Regions from separate parts of the Homo sapiens genome. Here region 2 is linked to region 1. Evidence: chromatin loops called from intact Hi-C (ENCODE). Cell type or tissue: endothelial cell of umbilical vein. All regions are shown on one strand. Each heading gives the region's core, and the rest is flanking DNA. Links, peaks and the distances in the headings are about the cores only. Region 1 overlaps LOC105370507 (a long non-coding RNA gene). Region 2 has its middle 43 kb from the start of BMP4.

What was found. Hi-C counts contacts between places; a loop is a spot of excess contacts. Peaks named below come from ENCODE experiments on the same cell type or tissue, not always from the same donor. Only the 100,000 strongest peaks of a DNase experiment are listed, where the experiment ranks them.
Region 2: it touches region 1 in a loop (4-fold over the local background); 2 of 110 quality-filtered maps call a loop at or near these places.

Annotation. Positions count from the first base shown.
Region 1 is chr14:54,104,215-54,114,471 of GRCh38, reverse strand. All of the region lies in intron 4 of LOC105370507 (a long non-coding RNA gene), which reads left to right. Among named protein-coding and RNA genes, the nearest start is that of BMP4, 150 kb to the right of the region's middle. In endothelial cell of umbilical vein, for the core only: no CTCF peak of the experiment used is centred there; DNase peaks (open chromatin) are centred at 5,161 and 5,531; H3K27ac peaks cover 3,580 bases.
Region 2 is chr14:53,994,666-54,004,922 of GRCh38, reverse strand. No RefSeq gene overlaps it. Among named protein-coding and RNA genes, the nearest start is that of BMP4, 43 kb to the right of the region's middle. In endothelial cell of umbilical vein, for the core only: no CTCF peak of the experiment used is centred there; a DNase peak (open chromatin) is centred at 4,402; H3K27ac peaks cover 1,577 bases.

The DNA of each region.
Region 1 (10,257 bases), core at 1,231-9,230:
GAGGGCCTAAACTGACAGAGGATGTAAGAATTCAGAAGAATTTTGTGGTACTCAATTGCAGGAAGTGGAGCTGGAATTCCTGGGAAGGGAAACTTTTGTCCAAACAGCAAGGTACATGGTTTCTCAGATTATAGTCCCTGAACTTGTAGTCAATTGGCATTAGTATAGGTTAAGTGACTCTAATTAGTAGAGGTTAGAATGACCTCAATCTATACAGTAGAGTTTTAGAGTTCCTACAAGTTGAAAAATTACAGGACTAATTACATTTACAAAGTAAATAATTACATTTTATATGGAAGGGTTAATGTGACTTCCAGAGGTGCCTAATGTAAAATCACCAAGATGTTGAGAGAGCAAAGCACCTTTAGAAGTTGTCTCCATTTTCTTGACATCATAGTTCCTCCAGTTTCAAATGAAGGAAAAGTCCCTTTCTAGTCATCTGTTGTGAGGGATAAGAGTTCTTGGGAAGTTCAGGCACCATATAAAACTTTGCAAATGATGTTCTGAAAGAAACAATTTTTCCATACTCCCATGAGCTTTGAAGTTTTCTTTTTCCAGCTCATTCATAGTTAAGGGAGAGGTATGAGGATAGTCAGTGTGCTGTCGAATGGTGGATTTTGGTGTAGGATGATCTGGCTTAGTCATTTTATCAGAGAACCCCAAACTGTCAGAATTTTGAGTCTTATCTTTTGGGCTGGTGTATTTTCCCAAAGGAATCTTAAATCTTTTACTGAATTATAAAAGCCTGTGTCAGGTCCTTGGAGTCATATGGGGAGAAGGGTATATGTTGAATATTTTGAGGTGGGGGTACGGGGGTCAGAATTTTCACCATTCAGTAATTTGACTTTCACTTAATCCCCATTTTCAATATGGATACCTTTTCTCAGCTCTGTCTATCATCCCTGAATCTGGCCTCTATGGTTTTTGATTTTTTTTTTCTAGTGTGGAGAAAGTTTTTTTGCTCAGATATGGAAGAGACTGCAGCCTGCAACAAACAATGAGGAAGAGGATTTATGAATGTAGCTTCCTATGTCAACTTTAATGAATTTTCTTGTCTTCAAGTTTGCCTTCCATGCCCAATTTTGGAGATACTGGTGTTTCTTATTTTTTCTAAACTTTTTTTGCCATTATTTTCTTTTCCATTTCCTTTGGGGTTTTTTGTGGGTGTATTAGTCCATTCTTACACTGCTATAAAGAAATACCTGAGACTGAGACTGGGGTGATTTATAAAGAAAAGAGGTTTAATTGACTCATGGTTCCACAGGTTGCACAGGAAGGATGGCTGGGGAGCCCTTAGGAAACTTACAGTCATGGCCAAAGTCAAAGGGGAAATAGGCACATATTCACATGGCCAGAGCAGGAGGAAGAGAGGAAAGGGGGAGTTGCTACAGTATACTTTTAAATAACCAGATATTATAAGAACTCACTCACTATCATGAGAAGAGCAAGAAGGAAATCCACTCCCATGATTCAGTCACCTCTTACCAGGCCCCTTCTCCAACTTTGGGGATTACAATTCGACATGAGATTTGGGCAGGGATACAAATCCAAACCATATCGGTGGGGTGTTTTGCTTTTTAAATTTTTAATTTTTTTAGAATCATATTTTTAAAATGTCTTAAATGGAAGCCATAATTGTACATATCTATGGGGTACATAGTGATGTTTTGATACATATGATGTATAGTGATCAGATTAGGGTAATTAGCAAATCCATCTCATTTATCATTTCTTTGTGTTGTGAACATTCAATATTCTCATTCTAGCTATTTGAAACTATATCTATATAGTCATCCTATGGTGCTATAGAACACTAGAATTTATTCGTCCTATCTAGCTGTAATTTTATATCCTTTAACAAATCTCTCCCTTTCCCTCTACCTTTCCCATCCTCTAGTATCTTCTGTTCTACTTTTTACTTCTATGCACTCATTTTTTTTAGCTTTCACATATGAGTGAGAACATGAGATATTTCATTTCCACTTAATATAATGTCCTCCAGTTCCATTCATGTTGCTGGGAATGATAGGATTTCATTCTTTTTTATGGCTGAATAGTATTCCATTGTGTACATATACTACATTTTCTTTATCCATTCATCTGTAGGTGGACACCTAGGTTGATTCCATATCTTGGCTATTGTGAATATGTTGCAATAAACATGGGGGTGCAGATGTCTTTTTTATGTACTGATTTCCTTTCTTTTGGATAAATACCCAAAAGTGGGATTCCTGGATCATATGGTAGTTCTATTCATAGCTGTTTTTTTTTTTGTTTGAAGACTCTCCATACTGCTCTCCATAGTGGTTATACTAGGTTACATTCCCAATAACAGTGTGTAAGAGTTCCCTTTTCTCTGCATCATTGTCAGCATTTATTTTTTGTCTTTTTGATAATAGCCATCCCAAGTAGGGTGGAAATGATACCTCACTGTGGTTTTGATTTGCATTTTCCTGATATCCCGTTCTCTTTGTTTGAGTTAATACCTCCTTTCTCCCCATTCCCTCTTTTGGTGAGATTTGAGGTGGAATAGGAGGTAAATATATGTGTTCAATTAGTCATATTTAACTCAATGTCCCCTTCCAGGAGCTCTGGAGGGTCTTCTTGACAGCAGTCATTCCTATGGAGGGGGTACAGGGAGGAGTCAGCTCTTAAACTTTAAACTATGTTAGGCTGTGAGATCACCTCTAACTTCATGATCTGACCCTGAAGAGAATGGAAAACTTGTGTATCTGATGAGTATAAGTAGAGATAGCTACAGGCAGCTCACACTTCAAAGCACTTGACTTTTTGTAATGCAGCTGAGTTAATTTTTTGAGTTGCTTAGGATGATACTATTGTGGTAAGATGACCTATAAGCCACCAAAAAAATGCTAGCTTGGTTTTCTTTGGGTATACAAAGCCTCCTGAAACTTCAGGTATCCTTTAGTAATTAGTAACTTCTTATTCTGGTTAAGTTGGGAGATTGTTACATATTGGGGGCTAATTAAGTAAAAATATTGAGAATAATGGAGTTAGAGAGAGGAAGAAAGCTAGATTGAATCCTGTGATGTTGGGTTGGAATTGGAGGCATGAACTCATGATTATCAATACATAGGCCAAAATAGAAATATATAGATGCAAGCCTATATGTACACACATGCACATTTCAATAATATAAGCAGAGAGTTAAATTTAGATGTAACTCTGGTATGTATGTGTGAGTGTGTTTACATATACATATATCTGCTAGCTCTGTCTACTGAGAGAGACTAGGAGCAGCAATATACCAATAGTAAAAGATAAATTGAACCTATATCTTGATCTTAAAATACCATTCCCCATTAAAAGCAACTAGGTCTCTTTGAGAAAATGATTGATTTTGGGTCTGGGTAGAAAAAGTAAAAGAAGAGCCAGAACATCTTTTGATATAAGAGAGCAAGGGAATGTTGAAGTAATGCTGGGACATAAAGAAAGGACACAGAAGTCAGCTTGACTGGACTCCCACAGGCCAACTCTGGGACAATTTAAGCATCAAAATAAATACAAAATAATGGATTGTAACCCATTAAATAAAATAGGAATCCATCAGTCTATACTGATAAATACTGAATAAATAAATGGGGGAAATAAAACAGTAGAATAGCAATGAATAAATGTAGAAGGGAAGACAGAGTTAGAAAACAGCATTTGGCAATTGTTGTAGTAATAATCAATTCAGGCAAAAAACATCAGTGGCTGCTAGAACTAGTGGATAAGAATTTGATGAGAGATGGGATATTTACTTAAGTGACAAACTATCTCCCTACAATATGTTTTAAAATTACAAATGTAAAGGAAAAAGTGTAGCTTTGTAGTAGAGAAGCCTGGCAAGGACCATCTTAATCAAGTGATCAAAGTTAACACCAGTAATGAGGCAAATTAAAATTCTGTACCACCCAAGAGGATGCAATAAGATGAACATTTTTGTGATATATTCCTGCTAAAAATCATAACCTGAATTTAATCACGAAGAAGCATCAGACAAACCCATATTAAGGGATAGTCTGTAGAGTATAGTTAGCTGTCCTGTACGCTGCCAGAACCACAAGATCATGTAAGTCAAGGAATAGCTGAAAAATGTCCTCATATTAAAGGAAACTAAACAGACACAGTCATTAAATGCAACATGTGATCTTGGATTGGATTTTTTGCCATAAAGCAATGGTTCTTGAAGTGTGGTCCCAGGATTAGCAGCTTCAGCACCACCTAGGAACTTGCTTGGAAATATAAAATTTTGGACCTCATGTTGAACCCACTTAATCAGAAACCCTGGATTTGGGCCCACTAATCTGTATTTACTGAGACTTCCCATTGATTTTGTAGCACACTAAAGTTTGAGATCCATTACTATAAAGTACATTGTTGGGGCAATAGTTGAAACTCTGGAGTAGGTGGTAATAATATATCAGTGTTAATTTCCTGCTTTGCAGGTCATTTGTAGGAAGAACATACTGAATTATTCAGGAGAAATAGAAAATTATGCCTACAACTTACTCTTAAATGACTCAAGAATTGGCCAGGCAAGTTGGCTCATGCCTGTAATCCCAACACTTTGGGAGGCCAAGGTGAAGGGACCACATGAGCTCAGGAGTTCAAGACCAGCTTGGGCAACATGGTGAGACCTCATCTCTACTAAAAATAGAAAAATTAGCCAGGTGCGATGGTGCATGCTTGTAGTTCCAGCTACTCAGGAGGCTGAGGTGGGAGGATTGCTTGAGCTCACGAGGTCAAGGCTGCAGTGAGCTGTGATCATGCCACTGCACTGCAGCCTGAGTAATAGAGCAAGATCCCATCTCAAAAAAAAAAAAAAAGATTCAAGAATAAAAGTTCTTTGTAATATGTATACAACTCTTCTGTATGTTTTAAAATATTTCAATATAAAATTTTTTTCAATGGGATGGGACTAAGTTACACATTTACTATATTAGAAAGTTTGACTCATGTTCACTCTAATTGCTTTTATGTTAAGTCAAATGTGGCACTAAATACAAAGGATGCATATTCCATTACATGTATGGTTAAATCTGCTATGGAAAATAGTTTGTTCACCCAAAACCATCTGTGTTTATTTTCAGGTTGAACGAACCCTAAGGTTAGTCACATTCTTTAAAACCATTTGATGAATGACACAATCTCTGAATCACATCAAAGCCAATCTGGTTTCTTCAAGGATTCCATATCAGTGGAAAAACATTTCTGCTCAAAAGCATCTGTCTATCCATATGTGGAAATAGTCAATACATGAAACTGAAAAATAATTGTTTTCAAATAATTGGCTATATGACATACACAGCCCCTCTTTCTCAGCTGCATTACTAATTGCCTGAATATGATCTGTGTTTTGAATTTTTCCCTCATTGTAGAACTTTGCAAGACTTTCCACTGCACAAAATTATAATACAGCAAGAGCAAAATATAGCCTGAGACAAGTACATATGTTGGATTCTATTCAAATATGCAGGGCTTTATCTAGAAGGAAAAATCCTTTTAGAGTTAGAGAGGAAGTGAATCAGGCCCATGGACTTTGGGTAACCGATATGCAAACATCGGTGGTTGGTGGTGGTTTTTCTCCTTTTTGTTGTCTACTTTGAAGTTGCTGTACAATATCCAAATACCCAGCTCCATTCTCCCTGGTGTTTTGGTGGTTATGCATTTGTTCTGAGACTATGAATGGAGAGTTTCCTTCCAACTAACAAGTGTTCCTTCCCTAGCCATAATCCTTCAGAAGAACTGAATCTGATCAGTTATGTCTCAACTGAAGAAGACAACATTTGTTTTAACAGAGTTTATTTAGAACATCCTGCTGCTAATGTCAGCACACAGATTGGGCAAGTTCCACCAAAATAACTTTCAGGCTATTTGTACTCAATTAAATGTTTATTTAAAATTTCCTTTTGGTTTTTACTGCTGTAAATGCATTGTCCATTTTTCACATACCAGGCACTGTTGTTTAGTCTCAAGGGCATTACTTGTTACAAATTTAACAACTGTGACATATTAAAAACAACATTTAGGGAAGAAATTAGTGTTGAGAAGATGTGACCAGATGTTTTCATAGTGTTTTGCCAAAGTGTCACTTAAATGCCAACAAGATTTTAAAAGGAATTTTTTTCCAAAGTATTTCACTATACCCACTTAAGTGACCCCAAAATATGTTGCTATCACAGATACGTTAGAAACAAAGTTTAATTTTCATTTTAATCATAGTTTTCTTGAGGATACATAAAATCTTTTCACTGTCATTTTTTCTTTTATAAACCCATGGTAATTGAAAAAATTGTGACTGTGCCACATGCTACCTTTGTGATCTAAGTTTTCTTATGACTAAAATGGGGATGCTGGCCAGGTGCAGTGGCTCACACCTGTAATCCCAGCATTTTGGGAGGCCAAGATGGTTGAATCACCTGAGGTCAGGAGTTCGAGACCAACCTGACCAAAACGGTGAAACCCTGTCTCTACTAAAAATATAAAATTAGCCGGATGTGGTGGCACATGCCTGTAATCCCAGCTATTTGGGAGGCTGAGGCAGGAGAATCGCTTGAACCTGGGAGATGGAGGTTGTAGTGAGCCGAGATCGCGCCATTGCACTTTAGCCTGGGCAACAAGAGCAAAACTCTGTCTCAAAAATACAAATAAATAAATAATAAAGTAAAATAGGGATGCCATCTCCTATGATTATTATGGAAATTAAATGAGATACTGTATGTGACAATTTTATCCCAGTACCTGGCACATATAATAACACTTTAATAGTGCTATTACTGTTATAAACATTATTATTTATTGACTGACTTCATAGGGATACAAGTGAAAACATCCCCACTAATTTGACTTAGAGGAAACGCAGTCTCCCCTGCAAGTCCCTCTGAGGCTCCAGTCTTTGACTGAGATTGTCAGTTCGCACTAGGAAAAACAAGCCCATCTAGAGGAAACTACAAAAGAAAGTCATTTATTTTCACATAAATTGGATGGTAATTAGCTTCTCTAAGCTGAAGTCTAAATTCAAGAGCATTTAGAAATGAGCCTGCAGGTAAATATGACACAAGAGACTAGACTCCAAGCAGAGAACTCCATGTTTGCTCTCCTTCAGTGAGAATTCTGTTGATGTCAGAGGGTTAACAGAACTTTTAACAGTTGACTGGGGCCCTGGAGTTTTCATGATTTGGTCCACATTCAAAAATATAAAAGTCAGTGAAGCAAATGCTGTACAACAGAGGTTTTTCAGGGAAAAGGGATAAGCTTGATCCAAAAATATTTTGGAGGGTGGAGACATTCCAAGCATACCATTCCGTGCCTGTGCCAATGGAACGTGGGCACAGCACGGGAACAATGTTCAAGGCTGGAGAGCTTTAGAGTACCGGGGCAATTTTGAGTGAAAAACACAAAGAAGTGAGGAATATCCATCTCTGCCCCCATCACACACACACACACACACACACACTCAAACACACACACATACACACGCACACACACATACACACACACACAAACACACACACTCAACGCATACACATTTCCCTATTTACAGTAGAATTATAAATTCTGAGTAAATTTTAGGTTCACAAGCTATGGATTCCAAAGTTTTGTGCCAAATAATTATAGCTGCATCTTGCAGATGTACAGCTCTACTCTGATAACACACACACATTGAATTGGAAGGAGAGACTGGGTAAGTTCCAGTTATTACATTTCCATCCCAAACTGGAAATGACATTTTGTTTCTTTCCATTATCTTTGATGCTAAGTGGGTAAAACTGCCATAATGAAAATGTGTCACCTTAAAAAATCAACATAAATATGGACAGCTTTTCCATATTAATCATGAAAAGGGAGTAACTTCTAGCATGGAGGAATATATCCATTCCCTTTCCCAAATTCCTTGAATAAAGCATGTGTGCTTGTTTTCATGGTTGTATTTTCCTCATCAGTGTTTGTGATCCCTCAAAGCATGAAGGGATTTTGATTTTGAAAAATCCCTCATTATTCCCAAGAACTATATTGGCTGTAATTTGTGGGTAGAGTTGTATGTGGGTAGAAATTCATCTTCATTCTTCTCTGTAGGTAATTTGAGGAAATGCTGAGGCACTTGGATACCCAAAAAGGACTGAAGATTTCTCAATATAAATTTTAGTTAAATGCCTTCCAAAAAATATTTTGCAGTGTATTTCACTAAAGACACAATCCCTGTTTTTCCTTGACTTTGATAATATATTTTACCAAAGAAGAGCAATTCAGTTTGTGCAAAAGAACCATTCATGAGGTTGCCTGGAGATAGAATGACTCAGTGTTTCTCAAAGGTGGGGCACAGCGCACCTCAATCAGAATCACCTGGGGAGCTTTGAAAACATCAGATTCCTGGGCCCCACTCCAGCTCTACTGAGTCAGGATCTCCCCGGGGTGGGACCTAGGCAGTTGCATATTTAATGAGCTCTACAGGTGATTCTTATGCATCTTAAGATGTAGAGGGTAATTATTAGTTCTGGTCATAAAAGGTAGTATTGCCTTCTGCTCAGGAGCTTCTCTGTCTTTGAAGAGAGGGTCAGTGGCATATTGCCTTTGAAAAAAAATTCAATTTAAACGAACAGCAAGTCATTTTCCCTCTTCTCAATACTTTATTCTAGCTGCGTTTTCCTCCACAGGTTCAATCATCCAGTCTCCTTCACATAGAATAGCATTTGGAGTTGAGCAGCTACGCAAAACATTTTACTGTTGGTCCTTTATTTCTGATGTCCCTGTGTTTCTGGTCAGTGACCATGATCTGAATTTTCAGAAAAAAAAAGGGATACATAGTAACAGCTTAGTCACCTGGTAGTCACGGATGTGGGATAGACCTGAATCTCTGACAGTATCTTATAGGGCTGTGGTTCTTGAGCTTTACTGCATTAGAATCACCTGGATTTAAAACTTTCAAAGTTTAGGCCATACCTCAGACCAAAGTCATCAGAATCTCTAAGGGTAGGGCCCAGACATCAGCTCCCTGGTGATTTTAATTTGAAACCAAGGCTAAGAACCATTGTCATAGGGCATCTGTAGAAAAATGAGGTCTTTAGAACCCTGGGGAAGATCATGAATATTTTCCGTTACAGATGGAACTTTTCTGATCTGTGGTACACTCTAGTAGGAGAAAATTTAGGAGATATTTCTTTATAGAGACTTGTTCCTGAGAGAGAATTTTTGTTTCTTCAGCATATTCAACTACTATTATGGGAGGTCCAGTGTGGAAGACTGAAGTTTGAATGTTGGAGGTGTGTAAAGTACACATGCATAGACATACCCACAGTGTGTACTACCCCTTCCCAGCTACAAAACCCTTCTATGCCAACACTTCACTTTGTCTGTGTCAGGATAATCTATGAAATTTATCAGTCTTTGGCTCTTTGCTGTCTTCTCAAGAGCCGGTAACAGATCTCCAGTGAGCTGAAACAGAGAAAGTTGTTTTAAACCATTGACTGCTTAATAAATTAGCACTAGATGGCTTTTAGTCTAATTTATCTCTGGGAGCCAGTTTCCCAGGGTATCAGAGCAATACCACAAGAAAAATTATTTCCATTAAACACCACAAAAATGTCTTTCCTGTGATACTTCACTGAAAGGGTGACATGTACGAGATTCTCAGTCACAAAACAGGAAAGAAATGTTTGAAAGTTAAATTAAAAAGTAAAGCACAGTTAAGATTTTATTGAGCTTAAACCCCATTCCTACCCCCTAAACATATAAATCTGTTCTGTGTTCTGTGTCTCCCACTCAGATGGGTGATAAATTTTGGATGCTGAATTCTTATGTCTCTAAAAATAACGTTTACCTAAAGTGAAGTGCAACATCTGGGTTTATTGGGGGAGCATGAAGTGGCCTTTCAGCTTAATTATTTGTGTGGTCAGGTTAGATTTCCCAACCCTGAAAATGATGCCAGTTTTGTTTCTCTTGGCCCCTGCCCACTACAGGTAAAGAGTCTGGTTCCACTAACTTTCCCATAGACCTGCTTCTTAATGCAGAATGTTACTATCGATGCCCTGACATTGAGGAAATGTAATATTTCCCATTTGCTGCCTGAGTTGAAGGACCTGCTGTCCCTGGAGGCACCTTGGTTACTGTGAATTAAAATGTATTGAAGAATTACCTAGTGCTGTCATAGAGAATGTCATTACAATAGACCCATGGGTCTCTGATGCTCTCAAAAGAATGTGTTTCTTTGCCTTTGCCATGAAGGATATGTCTGATTGTCTAGACGAGAGAGCA
Region 2 (10,257 bases), core at 1,201-9,200, 110 kb after region 1:
CAATAGGTGCTGGAGAGGATGTGGAGAAATAGGAACACTTTTACACTGTTGGTGGGACTGTAAACTAGTTCAACCATTGTGGAAGTCAGTGTGGCAATTCCTCAGGGATCTAGAACTAGAAATACCATTTGACCATCCCATTACTAGGTATATACCCAAAGGACTATAAATCATGCTGCTATAAAGACACATGCACACGTATGTTTATTGCAGCACTATTCACAGTAGCAAAGACTTGGAACCAACCCAAATGTCCAACAATGATAGACTGGATTAAGAAAATGTGGCACATATACACCATGGAATACTATGCAGCCATAAAAAATGATGAGTTCGTGTCCTTTGTAGGGACATGGATGAAATTGGAAATCATCATTCTCAGTAAACTATCGCAAGGACAAAAAACCAAACACTGCATGTTCTCACTCATAGGTGGGAATTGAACAATGAGAACACATGGACACAGGAAGGGGAACATCACACTCTGGGGACTGTTGTGGGGTAGGGGGAGGGGGGAGGGACAGCATTAGGAGATACACCTAATGCTAAATGACGAGTTAATGGGTGCAGCACACCAGCATGACACATGTATACATATGTAACTAACCTGCACATTGTGCACATGTACCCTAAAACTTAAAGTATAATAATAATAAAATTAAATTTAAAAAAAGAAACATGATTAGGAGCAAGTACTTTACAGACATTATTTCCCCAAATCCTTCAAAAATCCTATTACATTAGTTCAGCTGGCCCTCTGTATCCGTGAGTTCCTCATCCACAGATTCAACCAAGCACAGATTGAAAATATTGAATACAACTACAGCAATAAAAATAATACAAAAAAACAAGGCATAACAACTCTTTACATAGCATTTACAGTGTATTAGGTATTATAGTAACCTAGAGATGATTTAAGGTATACAGGAAGATGTGCATAGGTTTTATGGAAACACTACACCATCATATATCGGGGACTTGAGCATCTGCCGATTTTGGCATCAGTATGAGTCCTGGAAACAATTCCCAGCAGATACCAAGAGATAACTGTACTGTTGTTTTCATTTTATAATGAAGGAAATTGGGGCTCAGAGAGAGATTATACAGGTCGCTAGGGCCACAAAGGGCCTGAAACCCAGAATTTTTTTTTCTCCTAACATCCTAGGGAATGTGAAGATTGCTGCATCCTCTACTTGCTGCTAAAACGCACAAGGCTAGCCCACCTTTGGCAAAACCTTGAAGCAGGCATCCTGGTCCTTGCTCCCCAAGGCACCCAGTACCTGTGGCTGCTCCCAGATTCTTGGCAATAATGGCCTCTTCCCTCCATGTTCACCTTCCTTCCCAGGGAGCTCTTTGTGCCTCCCAATATTTTCATTTGCTTCCCAACCTCAAAACCAACCTGGACTTCATTCCTTCTTAATAGCATACACTCATCTGTGATCAAGTGATAATGGATGAAAGTGATTGCTAATCAGTAGTGTGCAGTAAAGGTGCACACTTTTTCACCCATAGAGGTGGGGAGAGATGAACATGGTTGTCTCTCGTGAACTGCTGTGAGCTAGTTCCAGCACACCACTGGAATGATTTAAAATGTTGATTTTCAGGTATCGTATTACCATTCTAAATATGGCCTTGCAGAGACAGTGTCTCAACCACAACTTATAGGGACTTCAGGCCATCTGCTCAGCTAGTGGAAGGAGATATTAGCAACAGGGAGGCCTGTGTACACTCTAGCCATACCTCAAAAGCAGTCACCTGCTTCCTCAGTGTCCAATCTAGCTCAGGAGCAGAAAGTATGACAGTTTAAAAGCTAGCATTCATTACTTCCCCTGGTTTCTAGGGTTCAAGAGTGTTCTTTTACGAGGATTACAGGCTTGTTCTTCATTGGTGTCAGCAGGTGTTTGTGATGGCTGGAGCAGGAATGAGAATTGGGGTCTGGAATAAGCCTTGCTGTCTCTTGCCAGGATGCAAAATTTGCAGCAGAGATCAGACATATGTCTTGCTCATGCCCATATGCTACTCTTCTGGAATCTGAGGAGGAGGCCACATCATCACACAGGCAGGAATGTCTGCTGAGGGCTCAGTCTGAGGCATGAGGGATTTCTAATTATCTCATGTAACTTCCACTGGCTCTTACTCTTGTATTCCTGAAAGCACAGGCCACAGAATTGGTCTCCTGGGAGTTATGTGATGTCCTATTTTAGTGAATAGTGTTGTAGTAATCATACCTCATACCACTTAGTGGGGAGGGGAGTGAGTTGGTGGGAGTGGGGACAAATGGGAGGAAGCAGAGAAGAGGAGGAGAGCAGCAAGAGGCAAAACTTGGCCCTGCTGAGGGGGAGAACATGGCTGTGAGAGCAATTGCAACTTTGGAGAAGGTGTTTCTTTGCAATCTGATTTTATGGTGTGTGCTTTGCAAGTAGATGTAGTTCATTTGGGAACAAACTCTTTGAGGCTCAAGGTCATTTTTTTCAGTTGAAAAATAAAGAAGTCTGAGAAAGAGTTATACTTCAGAATGGATGTGATGGCTCATGCCTGTAATCCAGAACTTTGGGAGTCTGAGGTAGGAAGTTTGCTTGAGGCCAGGAGTTCGAGATCAGCCTGGACAAAATAGCGAGACCTTGTTTACAAAAACATGAAAACAAAAGATTAAAGAATTGCACTTCACTGCTTTTAGGGAGCTGATCACATAGTCAGGTTTTCATCCTTATGGGCAGCTGGAAGGATCATGGCACTGCCAAAGAAGGAAAGGACCTAACCATGGGCTATGGTTGATTTTATACCAGTTACCCAATGCAGTGTTTCTTTTTCTGGGCAAATTCTCGTTTATGGGACTGTTGTACTGTGTATAAATTGCACAGACATAGATGTCCATGGGCTGCCAGAGGTACTCATAGGATGATACTTGAAAGTGACACCCTTTGATCCGAGGCTCTCAGGTGCAAATTTGCCCACACATGCATGCAGGCATGCAAATGTGTCAAAATAACACTAATATTTATAATAATACTTTGCAATTCTATACTGCCTTTCATCTGTACATCTCGGGGTACTTTGCAAGCATTCATTAATTCTCCCAACATTCCTCTGAGGAAGGTAAATATTATTTTCCTCCTCTTTACAGATGAAGCAATTGAGTCAGATAAGTGATTTGCCTGAGGCTAGTTAGGGAGTGTGGGTGGAAGGCTGAGATTAAGAGCTCAGAGTTCCTAGAGATGTCCATTAGGGAAGAAACCCAGCAGTGAAAACACTGAGGGCGCTGTGGCATGCAACACACTGGGGTGTTGCCAGGGGTCGCTTTTTCCTGTTAAATCTATCACCTTGGTAATAATAGCTACTACTTATTAGACATTTACTGTGTTTGGGGTGCTTTACATATATCATTTCCTATGCTCATATAAAAACTAGAATTATCCCGTGGGACAGATAAGGAACTGAAATTTGCAGAGATGAAGTATCTTGTCCTAGATCACTTAGTTAATAAGTGCCTGGGCTGGAATTCAAACCCAGATCTGTTTGCTTCCCAAGGCCGTGTTCTTGTCCCCAGCACATACCTCATGCTCCTTTGAAAATTGCAGGGAGGCACCTTTCTACCCTTCCAAGTCTCTTCCTTTAGTCTTTGAGTACTTATTTGTTCTAGCTGTCTACCATCAATTTCCTTGTCTTTGACAAAGTTTAAAGATTGATATTTACAGTATGTCTGATCTGAACAGATGAATTTTAAGCACAGGAAAGGGGAATCACTAAGGAAAGAGGCATAAATCATAAGTCAAGAGAGAAAACTTGAATTATTACTACTTTTTACTTTACTTTGTGTTATTTTTGGTGAAATAAAACCACTCAGTATCCTTTATACAGAAAAGGAAATACCACAAAAACAGAATATGGATTCTTCAAGTAAAAAGCCAAAGGACTTAGAGAAACATATAAGGTGAACTTAGTTTTCCTCTATTCTTCAGACTCCTCAGAGTTCTGCTGCTTTCAGGAGCTGAACTGAGCCCTAAGATTTTGATAACTCAGCTTTCCATCAAAATGGTGTATCTCATGGGCTGGGGGTAGCCATGCAATTTGTGGAGTTGACAAAGGATTTCCAGAAAGATCTGGGAGCCTGTAGAATAATTGCTGATGTAGGAATGAGCTTGGGAAATGGTGCACCTCAGAGACATACCCAGTTGTGACATCATAGTCAGTGTGCAGGAGGTGGCCTGGCTCACCCTCTGCAGCAGCTCCTGGAGGGAGGATTCATAAGAACCAGCCTCAGGCCACCATTGCTTGGTTGAGAGTGTAGGGAGAAAGGTACAGGAAGGGGCTCCTAAGATTCAGCCAACTAAACCAAAGTGATAGGATCTGCACCTTTTGGAATTAGACTCTGAGAACTTGGCTGTGTAGTTTGATTCATTTTGTAAGAAAGATAAGAAAAATCAAGTTTTAATCATGACTCATTTGAAACTGTATTTTTCTTGGAGAAGTGAGAGCTAGCTTATAAAAATCAGTGATTATACAGGAATTTGAACCCAGATGACCCGTCTGTTTTGTTCAAATTCTTTTATAATTAGTATAGTTGTAATTCCAGTGCCCCTTCCCAGCCATCTCCTCTCCTCACACAATCTATACACAGTTTCTACCATGTACATTTAAAAGCAAGACTTTAAAAAAAAAATGATTGATTACACATAGGTAGGACTTTCAGTGCTAAAATCCAGGAAGCCCTAGGCAAACTGGGATGAGTTGGTCACCCTAGTTCATGAGGATGTTAAACTGAAAAACCCAAGGTTTTAAGGCATCCAATTGTTTGAAACACTCCAAACTGTTAACAGACACATCCCAAAATATCAACATAAGCCCACCCTCCACCCTGCCCCATGGAAGAAATTAGCACTACGCAAATTACAGGTAGCCATAACCACTGGAAAACCTTTAGCAAAAGTCCAACATTAAATTTTTGTCTATCTTCAAAGTCACAGAATAAGGATTCTGCTGGTGTTTTGGTTTTTAGTATGAAAGAGAAAAACAGGGCTGGGCGCCGTGGCTTACGCCTGTAATCCCAGCACTTTGGGAGGCCAAGGCGGGCAGATCACTTGAGGTCAGGAGTTTGAGACCAGCCTGGCCAACATGGTGAAATCCCGTCTCTACTAAAGATATAAAAATTAGCTGGGCGTGGTGGCATGTAGTCCCAGCTACTCGGGAGGTTGAGGCAGGAGTATCGCTTGAACCCAGGAAGCGGAGGTTGCAGTGAGCCAAGATCACACCACTGCATTCCAGCCTGGGCAAAAGAGCGAGACTCTGTCTCAAAAAAAAAAAAAAAAAGAAAAGAAAAAGAAAAGAAAAAAGAGAAAAAAAGAAAGAGAAAAACAGAAAGACAAAAATCCCACAGTGTTCACATATAAACATTTTCAAAAGTGTTAAGTGGAGGCAGTCCTGGTAATAGGACTGTAATGGTAATTGGCGAGGCAGCAGGGCCTACACCTGCGTTGAATGAATGCAGGGATCTGCAGAAAGCCGAGAGTCCAGTGTGAAGTGGCCGGGCTGGGTGACGTGCTCCCATACTCCTGCTTAACCACATAATCATTAAAGAGCAGAAACCTCTCCTTGTAATCCTCTCCTATAGGACAGCAGGGAGTGTTAGCATATTTGGACTGCTTCACATTCCTTCTTGCCTACTTTTGAGAACATACTACATTTTAAAACTTGTTGGTTTCTTTCATGTTTTATTTGACCCTATGTAATTGCATTCCTGAAGGAATAACAGGCCCCCCTAGTGATTTACACCCTGTATTAAATGTCAGTTTTGAAGAGACACAGTTAACAGTTTGGTTTAACCTCCTGCCTTCCCTCTCTCTATTAGCTTAGACCTGAATTTGAGCTCCAGCTTTGAAAACTCTGAGGGAGGGATGAAAAGATAAAAAATGAGCTGAAGCAGCAGCAGTGTTGAAGGCAGCCTCTCAGCTCTTGCTCTTCTTACACCTTTTCCCTGAACATAAAGACACCCCCTTTTTTCTTTAGGCGATCTATACCTACTCTTTACTTCTATCCCAACACGGTGGTGAGGACAGTGAATCAGAACCACATTCTGGACTAATTGGGGTTCTATTTCATATTGCCACTCATTGCTCTGGCCCCAGGGACACCAGCAATGGCCATAAACCATGGTTCTACCTCAACCATGCAGTACCCAATAAGTAGTGGGTTTGATGAAACTGGGCAGAGGGAGGGGGGAAATATTTTAGTAATTTGCCTTATTTTATTTTATTTACATATTTAATTGCTATAATGTTGTTGTCTATTAAAATTTCATTTGCTCTGGTAGATTCACTGAAAATATATTTAACAATTGCTTAATTACCTGTTGTAATGGCATATTCCGTGTGTGTGTGTGTGTGTGTGTGTGTGTGTGTGTGTGTATGTGTTTAAAACCCTGTGTTATAACCTGACAGGCAACATAAGCAATCATTACTTTCAGGAGTTCATATAAAAACATGAAACAAAAGAGATTTTGTGTTAAAAACAGTTGTCTACACAGAACACACACTAAAGTCATCCTCTGCTCTGTTCACCCTTCCAGTTTTTCTCCGATGACCACAGTCTACAAGGCTTGATTAGAAATGGCTGCAACTTTATACTACGAAAGAATAAATTAGGAAGTAAGGGCAATTGTGCTCAATTTTCTGCCAATACAAAGAAGTGGTCTAGTGTCATCATGTCAGCACCTGAGACCTTAATCCTCAACTCCCACTCAGGAGCCACTTATAAGCCATTAGCCAAGCCATTTACACTGGACCTCTGTGTCTAAAGGGAGAAAAATTAACCCTGACTTATGAGATGAGAACGTTTGGCTCTTTATGCGTGCACTTATTTTGATCTTATTTCCTAAATTATTTTAGGTAGTTTGTAAAATGGATAAAATATAAAAATGAAGGAATCAGGGCAAAGAGAAAATGAGGATAGGAGAAACAAGGGAATCTCAGACAAATGAGTACACATGAAAGATGTTGGCCAACTGTTGAAATGAAACACAGTCGTCATCGCTACCACTAATGCAACTAATAGCCACTGCTAAAATGGTATAGTTAACACAAGTGCTAGTACCATTACTATTGGAAACCATCGAGAATGACAATTATGGCTTGCGTTCCATTCCAAGTGATTCATATTTTCCAGTTGTCAGGTCCTGCAGAGATAGACCCTATCTCCCAGAAACAATAAAATTAAAAACTTGAAGTTCATCTTCCATTCACAAGTATCTATTTCCAATAGGCAGCTTTTACACTTGGTTATCATTTATAATTTTCTTAGTGGATTACTGTTATTAATACTATTGTTATTTTCATTATTACTCTTATTGTCAAAACTCTGATGACTATGGTGTAACACATAATATTAAAGTCTGCAGGCCAAATATATTATAACCATATTTTATAATGTTACAGAAAGAGCCTAAGACAATGATTTTGGTCTTCTTTTATTTAAATCATATCAGCATAGAAAAAGACCATGATAATCTTCCTTGTTATCATGTACACTTGCAAAAATTCTCTCCAGAACAAGACACACTTTTTTATGAAATTTACATTTTCACCAGGGAAAAATCCACTCATAACCATATTCATTATGAATGTGTACTCTAAGAAAGTCATCACTTGGAAACGAGAGAATCTATATCCAGTGCCGGTAATTCCCAGACCTGTTTTTAAAACCTTCTGACCCCAAAAACTACATTCTAATTAGCATCAAGCACAACTAACTGCCAGATATCAATATGTGTGTAACTACCCACATGGCTGAGATTGTGCACTGTGGAGGCATTGAGATCTGGGCTCAAATCCTTTCTCTTCTACCCTGTTTGTGGGACACATTACTTAACCTCTTGTAGCCTCAGTTGTCTTGTAGTAAAAATGGGGCTAAAGTAATAACTACAACTCATAAAGTTGTTGTAGGGATTGAATGAGATAATGTATGCTAAGAGGTTAATATAGTACGTGTGTGAGTGTGTCTGTGGGTTTGTGTATGTGTGTGTGTAGAGAGAGCACTGAAAAAGTGTCAGTTACATCTATACACGCTATTTTCCTATCTAAAATTTAAAATTTAAGATAGGAAAAATTCAACTTCTAGGAATTTCTTATTTATTTATTTATCTATTTAATAAAAACATGTATTGCTTATATGGTAGGTACTGCTTTAAATATTTTTAAAGTTTACTTAATCTTTATAAAATTTAAAAATTTTTTGTATTTTTTAGAGAAGTCTTTGTACCTCATTTGATGACTTATTTTGTGATATTGTAGAGCTGCTCATCAATGCCAGTGTTTTAGTCTCTTGGCGTTTGGAAGTTGAGGCATATATAAAACCACATATTAAGTGCCCTGGGCCAGTTTGATATGTGATATGTAGAGTGAACCTATTGCTTTGTAAGGTGAATACTCATTATTTCCATTCTAAAATTCCAGATTGTCATATAATGGACTTTCTTAAAATTGTCTTTCTAGGGCAGGGTTAGCAGTTTGTGAAACTGATCGAAGCAATATTCTAAAATCTCTGCATCTGTTGTTTTAATTTGCATCTGATAGTGGTTGAGCATCATTTGGTGTGTTTATTTGGCAGAAAGTTTCCTCTTCCATCCTCTTCCAAAGGATGGGAATTATTTGCTCCCATCCTTTGCTCATTTTTTTATTGAATAGCTTGTCCTAACATTATTTAATTATTTAATTTAATTTAATTAATTAGTGTTATTATTTTAATATATTTTACAGATTTATTATATTTATATATTTAAACATTTTAATTAGTAATCATTTAATATTTTAATATTATTGCTTGCAACAGTTATTTAACTGTTGATACTAATCCTTAATTTATATCATATATAAGAATATATCTTATTGTATATAAAATATCTCTTATAAAAGTAATTATGTTCATTTTAGAAAATGCAGAAAAACAAAAGAAGAAAATATTTTTTCATATAATTTCCACAGCTAGGAATATCTTGATGACTATCCTTTTTAGTTCTTTTTCATGCAAATGTGTATGTGTTTTTTAATATGTTTTATAATCTGACTTTTCTTATTATCTATATATCTTGCACATGTTTCCATGTTACTACTTATCTACAATATAATTTTAGTTTCTGGATAGAATTCCATTATATTGCTGTACCATAATTTATTTAATAATCTATATTTAGACAATTTTGGCAATTTTTTAAAAAACTACTTTTGATGCAATTGTATTATTTAATTAAAAAAAATTTTTTTTACAGACAGGGTCTTTCTCTGTCATCCAGGCTGGATTGCAGTTGCATGATCATAGCTCACTGCAACTTCAAACTCCTGGGCTCAAGCAATCCTCCTGCCTCAGCCTCCTGAGTAGCTGGGACTACAGGTCTATACCACCAAGTCCAGCTAATTGTTTTTTTCATATTTTTTTAGAGATATGGCCTTACTATGTTGTCTAGGCTTAATTACTTATCTAATATTTATCTCTTCTGTTAGACTCATGACTTTTACCCTTTCTGACTGCAGCTCAGGATAAGAAGTACATAGTAATCTGTGACCCAGCACTCACCTGTGTATCTGACATATGCATGTGACACACATATAAGTGGAAAAAAGTCATGAAACAAAACTCACTTTCCGGTGATTTCTGTTCATTTCAATATCATTAAAATTTTTTTCTGGTCACAATCTACTAAATTATTTCATGATCCACAGATGAGCTTTTACCCTCAGTGTGAAAATCAGTGCCTAAGTCACTTGTTCCAGGGGAACAAAGGCTGCGCTTGGCACACAGGAGACATTAATGCATTTGTATTGAAGGAACAGCTGTCTCGAAATCTTTCTGTTCATCCGTGACGACTGGTTAAGCGGTATAATGTATGGTTACCTCTAAGGTAGAAGTAGACTTCAGAGTCTATCTGACTTCAGAAGTCAGACCGTAAGGGTTTAAATACTGGCTCTGCCATGTACTAGCTGGTGACCATATGTAACTTACTTGACCTCTCTGTGCCTTATTTTCCTCAACTATAAAATGAGGATAATAATAGTGCCTAACTCATGGGATTGTTACGAAGATTAAATAAGTAAATTTAAAAAATATTTAAAGCAGTACCTGCCATATAATAAGCAATATATATTTTTATTAAATAAGTAGATGAATAAATAAATAATAAGAAATTCCTAGAAGTTGAATGATTAGATCAAAAGATACGTAAAAACTTAAGGCTTTTGAAATGTGTAGGTAAATACCACCCATCCCTCCCTC